Regions from separate parts of the Homo sapiens genome. Here region 2 is linked to region 1. Evidence: read pairs that join two places in POLR2A ChIA-PET (ENCODE). Cell type or tissue: PC-9. All regions are shown on one strand. Links, peaks and the distances in the headings refer to the core of each region. The heading gives the core; the rest is flanking DNA.

Region 1 (2,923 bases), core at 265-2,764:
CTCACAGCCAGATAATGTGGAGGTCAGAACCCAAGGAAGGGAGTGAGACCTCCACTCCCAGTGGGGGACCTGGCCACCCATCCTTGGGGACCTGAGAAAGCGTACTTCACCTTGGGGTGAAGGCTGGGTGGGGCCAGAGGGACCAGTGCCCTCCTCAGTGCTTAGGGGCAGAGCCACCTGCAGCAATGGTATCTGCATATTAGCCCCTCTCCACCTTCTTTCTCCCGCTGAATCATTTCCCTCAAAGCCCAAGAGCTGTCACTGCTTCTTTCTCCCTGGGAAGAATGCGTGGACTCTGCCTGGTGATAGACTGAAGCCAGAACAGTGCCACACCCTCGCCTTAATTCCTTGCTAGGTGTTCTCAGATTTATGAGACTTCTTAGTCAAATATGAGGGAGGTTGGATGTGGTGGCTTGTGCCTGTAATCCCAGCATTTTGGGAAGCCGAGGTGGGAGGATCCCTTGAAGCCAGGAGTTTGAGACAAGCCTGGGCAACAAAGCAAGACCCTATCTCTAAAAAAAAAAAAAAAAAAAAAAAAAAAAAAAAAAAAAAAAAATCTAGGAGATGCTCTTTACCCTGCCTGGCCTCAAACTATTAATAGCTTCCTTTGAGCAACATTATTTATTATGAACTTTCAAACACAAAAAAGTAGAGAGAGTAGAATAACAAATCCCCATGAGCCCATCACCCAACTTCAGTAATTATCAATTCATGGCCATCTTGTTCACCCCTGCCTGCTTCCCTGCTTCCCCTCATTCTGCAGAGGTTCTTTTCTTTTGAGACAGAGTGTTGCTCTGTTGCCCAGGCTGGAGTGCAGTGGTGCAACTTCGGCTCACTGCAACCTCCGCCTCCCAGGTTCAAGTGATTCTCCTGCTTCAGCCTCTCAAGTAGCTGGGATTACAGATGCCCGCCACCACACCTGGCTAATTTTCGTATTTTTGTTAGAGATGGGGTTTCACCATGTTGGCCAGGCTGGTCTCGAACTCCTGACCTCAAGTGATCCGCCCGCCTTGGCCTCCCAAAATGCTGGGATTACAGGTGTGAACCACGGTGCCTGGCCACTGTACAGGTTATTTATAGAAGTTGGAGAGTGAAGGGTTGAGAAAGCCAAGGGGCAGATGCGGGTCTGGAGGATTTTGTGCCTAAGGCCCTCTCTTTGCTCCCAGACAGCATGAAGTAACAATGAGGCATCCACCTCTTGGTTTTGTGGCCTCTGTGGATGACGTCTCTCACCTTGAACCAGTTCAGAGTTGGAGTAGCGCAGGATCCTGTCTTCAGAGGAGGGGCCGAAGCGGGTTCCTCTGTTGTCAAGCTCTTTGGAGGTGCCTGGCTGCTACTACTGTCCCAGAGAGGTGATGATGAATGATGGGTGTGTCCAGTGGCAGTTTGCCCCACTGAGGCAGGGGCTTCCACTAGGCCCTGACAGAGCCCTTCCAGCAGGCAGAAATCCCTGTGCTAGGCAAGATTCAAACTCCGTAGCATGTCTCCTGCTCCCATCTCTTAGGAATGGAGTCCTTCAGGCCTTGAGTCCCACATTTTCCATGATGCTCCATTAAGCAGCTGATAGCACCCCCACCTCCAGGGAAAGTGAGTTCAGAGTCCTTGGTCTAATGCATCTGTGTTGAAATTGAGGCCTTCCCCTGTGTTCACCTTTCTGCTCTTTTTCTTTTAGCCCAAGGCTATGAAGGCCTCATTCGGTGCTGGGCATGGTCACTCCTAGCATTCCTCACTCTGTTGCTAACAGCAACAGCAATAATAATAAGGGTTACAACTTACTCCATACCTTACTGTCTGCCAGGCATTAAGCTAAGTGCTTTACATATATTAAGTCATTTAATCCTCATAATGACCCTATGAAAGAGATACCATCTCAACCCAATTGACAGCTGGTTTGCAAGATTAGGAGGGATGAAGGACCCAGGGGACAATGCGAGGGAAAACTCTGACCCCGGGGCCCCAGGCTGGATGTTCTTTATGCCTGTGAACCACAGCTTATCACATGTCTGGAGTTAGGGACCCCACTTAAAGTGAGATTTTGGCTGGAGGTGGTGGATCATACCTATAATCCCAGCACTTTGGGAGACCAAGGCAGAAGGACTGCTTGAGGCCAGGAGTTCAAAACCAGTGTAGGTAACAGCTAGACCCTATCTCTACAAAAAATTTAAAAATTAGCTGGGTGTGGTGGTATGTGCCTCAAGTTCCAGCTACTCAGGAGGCTGAGGTGGGAGGATCACTTGAGCACAGGAGTTTGAAGTTACAGTGAGCTATGATGGCACCACTGCACTTCAGCCTAGGCAACAGAGGGAGACCCTGTCTTTAAAGTACATAGAGGTTTTTCACACCAACACATCTCTGCCCAGTGTGCCAACATCTGCCACCTGCTATAATAGTACTATAACACTCAATATGTAATTAATGTAGTCTCAGGGATGTTATGACAATATGATTACAACTATCACGTGTGTGCCCAGCCAGGCTCAATGCCCCAGGCTGGGCGAGGTGGGGCAGGGGACACAGCCTAAAATGCCAGGCCTCAGGAAGCCATTTGGTTTAGCAGACATTGTTTATTAAAGGAGTTACCTATGCCAGATCGAAGGCCTAAGATGATTAAGACACTATGAGTGCCTTCAAGTGGTTGGGGACGTTCATGATTGTGGTACAGACAAATAGGCTTTCACATCATTCTTTTATGTAATCATACAACAGATATTTGCACCTACATGTGCAGAGCACTGTGATAGGCCTCAGTGACACAGAATAATACGGCAAAGACCCCACCCGATGAGCCCCCTCCCACCACCCACCAGTACAGTAGGGGGTGGTTTAATGGAGTGTTCCTGGAATATGAAGTGGGGGCAGGCATTAGGGGTGGCAAAGGGACAAGTGTTTATCTGATCAGTTATGTACTGTTTATAATAAGTAA
Region 2 (2,923 bases), core at 92-2,591, 640 kb after region 1:
GGATTTGTAAAGCAGTGCTTGATGGATTGAATGAGATCATCTATTACTCAGGTTTGCAAAAACATAGCAATTACAGTAATGAACTCCAGTCATCATTAGCATTTCCATTACTAAGGGACCCTTTCAAAACTTCAGTCTCCTCTTAGTAGCTAGAGCTTTGGAAACCTCATGGGGTTTGTTTTCCCACCATCTATACTACGGACAAAGGACTTCTCTGCAGGGCCACTTAAAAATATAGATTCTTAAAAGGCTCAATATGGTAAGAAGGATTGTAAGTGAATGGCCCAATTAATTCCTGCTAAAGATTTCTCATAGGAAATCTTTGTTCAATTTTGAAAAATCATTTATTTGACTTTGGAGTGATCATTTAATATATACATGTCCTATGTTGAAGGCAAAGAATGATCTTTAATTTTGAACAGTTACTTGTTTCACAAATTTGTGCCTTATTATTTAAATGATTTGAATTCTTCCTGAGAAGGGACTATGTCTACTTGTACACTTGTATACAGACCAATATAACAACTGAGCCAGGGTCTGGAACGTAGTAGGAGCTCAATAAAACTGTTAAATGAATGAGTTAAAACTGTTCCTTCTCATGTATATACAGTACCTAACACAAATCTCTGCAAATGACAGCCAACCCAGAAATGTTTGTGAAAAGAAAGTAGAAAAGCTGTAAAGAAAGATTAAATGAGTGGAAGGGAAGAAAAGAGAATTAATCCTGGCAAAACTCTCTTTATATCAGCAAGACCTTTTTTATTTTCATAATACACACTCTGCACAACAACCACCCAGGTATCTACTTGAATGTCCTGCAGACTCCTCAGTTCAACATGTCCATAACTGAACTCACCATAACACTGATTTTTAACCCAACCTTCAAGACCTCCTCCTACTGTATATCCTCTTCGTTAATACTACCACAAGCCAACACTGTTCCCCAAGCCAGAAACTAAGAGTAACCCTCCGCTCTTCTCTCTTCCTCACCAACCTATTCATTCATAAATTAGTTCACTCAATAAATATTCATTAAGAGCCTTTTATACACCTGACTTTGTTCTTCAAGTTGAGGACATGCATTTTGGACATCTCACCCTGAGAAGAACTTTTCTTATTTAAGAACCCAACTATTATAATCTTGATTCACTAGGCACCAACCTATCATGTGAGGCATGTTCCAGACTCGAGAACAAAGGCTGAGAACTTCATTGCACGGCTTAATTTTCCATTCATAAAGGATGAGTCAAGGATGACTCACCTGATAACTATTTCTATTAAGTTGCCATGTCTAGCTGAGAGAAATATCTCCATTCACAAAATTCTTCCCTCTTCTTTCTTACCACTGCAGTAGAGAGACAATATGTATTTAATCAGGTGTCTCAATTGTGTGAAACTCAACAACTCAAGTAGAGATGGAGTTTGGCATGGATCAAGAGGATTTGTGATGCCTGGGGGTAGGTCATTCGCATATATGCATGAAGTCATGGAACACATTGACCCAGCTGAAGGATGGGAGAATGTACCTTAGACCCAGAAATTTTACTTTCTGGCAATGTCAATGTCAAACTCTAGACAATGGAAATGGTAACAGAATGAGATATCACAAAGTATTCAGCTTTATAAGCATTTTATGAGAGGTTATTATGGACAAAGCAAACACAGACACTCATTAGGTTAGAAATGTCTAACTCTCCAAAGACTTATACATGTAAAATTTAATTTTGATTCATCCCCCAACTTCCTCTGACCACTCTGAAATCCCCCATCCCCCCACACTCTCATGCCTTTCCTCCAGCTTCAGACAGCAACCAAGAAGGAAACTGGTACAAATATCTGTCTGACCTGATATTTATTTCTAAATATTCCCTTTTCCATTGCCTTTCCCCATTCATGGTAGGGAATTTCACATCAAACAAGACATTTCTCCATTTGTAAATCCATCATTACACATGTCCTCATCCTCCTTTTTCTCTTATTTTTTCTTCCTCCCTTTTCCTCTCTTACTCTCTCTCCCAGTTCCTGTGGTCTGAATGTGAGCCAAAAACAACCTTAATCAAGGTTAAGATGAGTAATGCTTGGGCTACACTTCAAGAAAAATCAAAGTGTTTCATGACATCTACTGATGTCCAGAGATTGTAAAATTCTTTATCAACTTTCTTCTCCTCCTCTAATACATTTTCTTGTTATCAACCATCAATATTCAAGATGCCCCAGAAATGCCTTTATCATATTCAATACTAACATTTGGTATACTATTTATGAATATTGAAACTTTATATTTTTATTGTGAATATACAACATTTCAGCCACATTGAGTGATATAGGCTTTTATGGGGACACAAACACCATTAAGAATATTATTACTAAGAAAAGTGTCAATGACAGTGTCCAACCATCAAACCCAAAACATCTTTGGAAATCCAGTCTGCAAATTGGGACTTCCAGATTTGGAAGTGTCTTTGTTTCCTAGGTCTACAGGTTTCTGTAGTTTTCATACACAAGTCACTAACCAGGTATTGGGAGAAGAAGCACTGACACCTTCATAGGTGGCAAGTCTATGCAGATATTGTGCCTGTGAGTGTGTGTGCATGTAGGAAGAGATGAGGGTGCTGAAGAGATGGTTACTTTCTGTCCCCCAAACCCATCTCCTTGGCCACATAGGAGTGGGTATGTTGGAGATATTCTTCAAGCTGGTCCAACAGAGCCCCAAAGGCAGAAGGAGACCAGCTGTTGGGGAGGGAAGTCCTCCTGTCCAGAGGCTCCCAACAGCATGGAATGCCAATATGACAGCCAAGGTGGGGTTCCTCCAGGGGAGAGCTGGGTAACAGAATAGGCTCCACCAGATTTTCAGTTCCCCAGATTCCCACAGCCAAGGTTATGCATTTCCGGTCCCTGAGCTGGGACATGTTGGAAATCAAAG

What was found. ChIA-PET counts read pairs that join two places held together with the same protein. Peaks named below come from ENCODE experiments on the same cell type or tissue, not always from the same donor. Only the 100,000 strongest peaks of a DNase experiment are listed, where the experiment ranks them.
Region 2: POLR2A ChIA-PET joins it to region 1 with 5 read pairs; 1 of 35 experiments calls an interaction of 5 or more read pairs at or near these places.

What each region holds. Positions count from the first base shown.
Region 1 is chr20:3,870,121-3,873,043 of GRCh38, forward strand. It overlaps MAVS (mitochondrial antiviral signaling protein), which reads left to right. Exons shown (of 7, transcript NM_020746.5): 7 at 1-2,923. Among named protein-coding and RNA genes, the nearest start is that of PANK2-AS1, 18 kb to the right of the region's middle. In PC-9, for the core only: no CTCF peak of the experiment used is centred there; a DNase peak (open chromatin) is centred at 1,701; H3K27ac peaks cover 1,379 bases.
Region 2 is chr20:4,511,856-4,514,778 of GRCh38, forward strand. No RefSeq gene overlaps it. Among named protein-coding and RNA genes, the nearest start is that of PRNP, 170 kb to the right of the region's middle. In PC-9, for the core only: no CTCF peak of the experiment used is centred there; a DNase peak (open chromatin) is centred at 1,246; H3K27ac peaks cover 1,282 bases.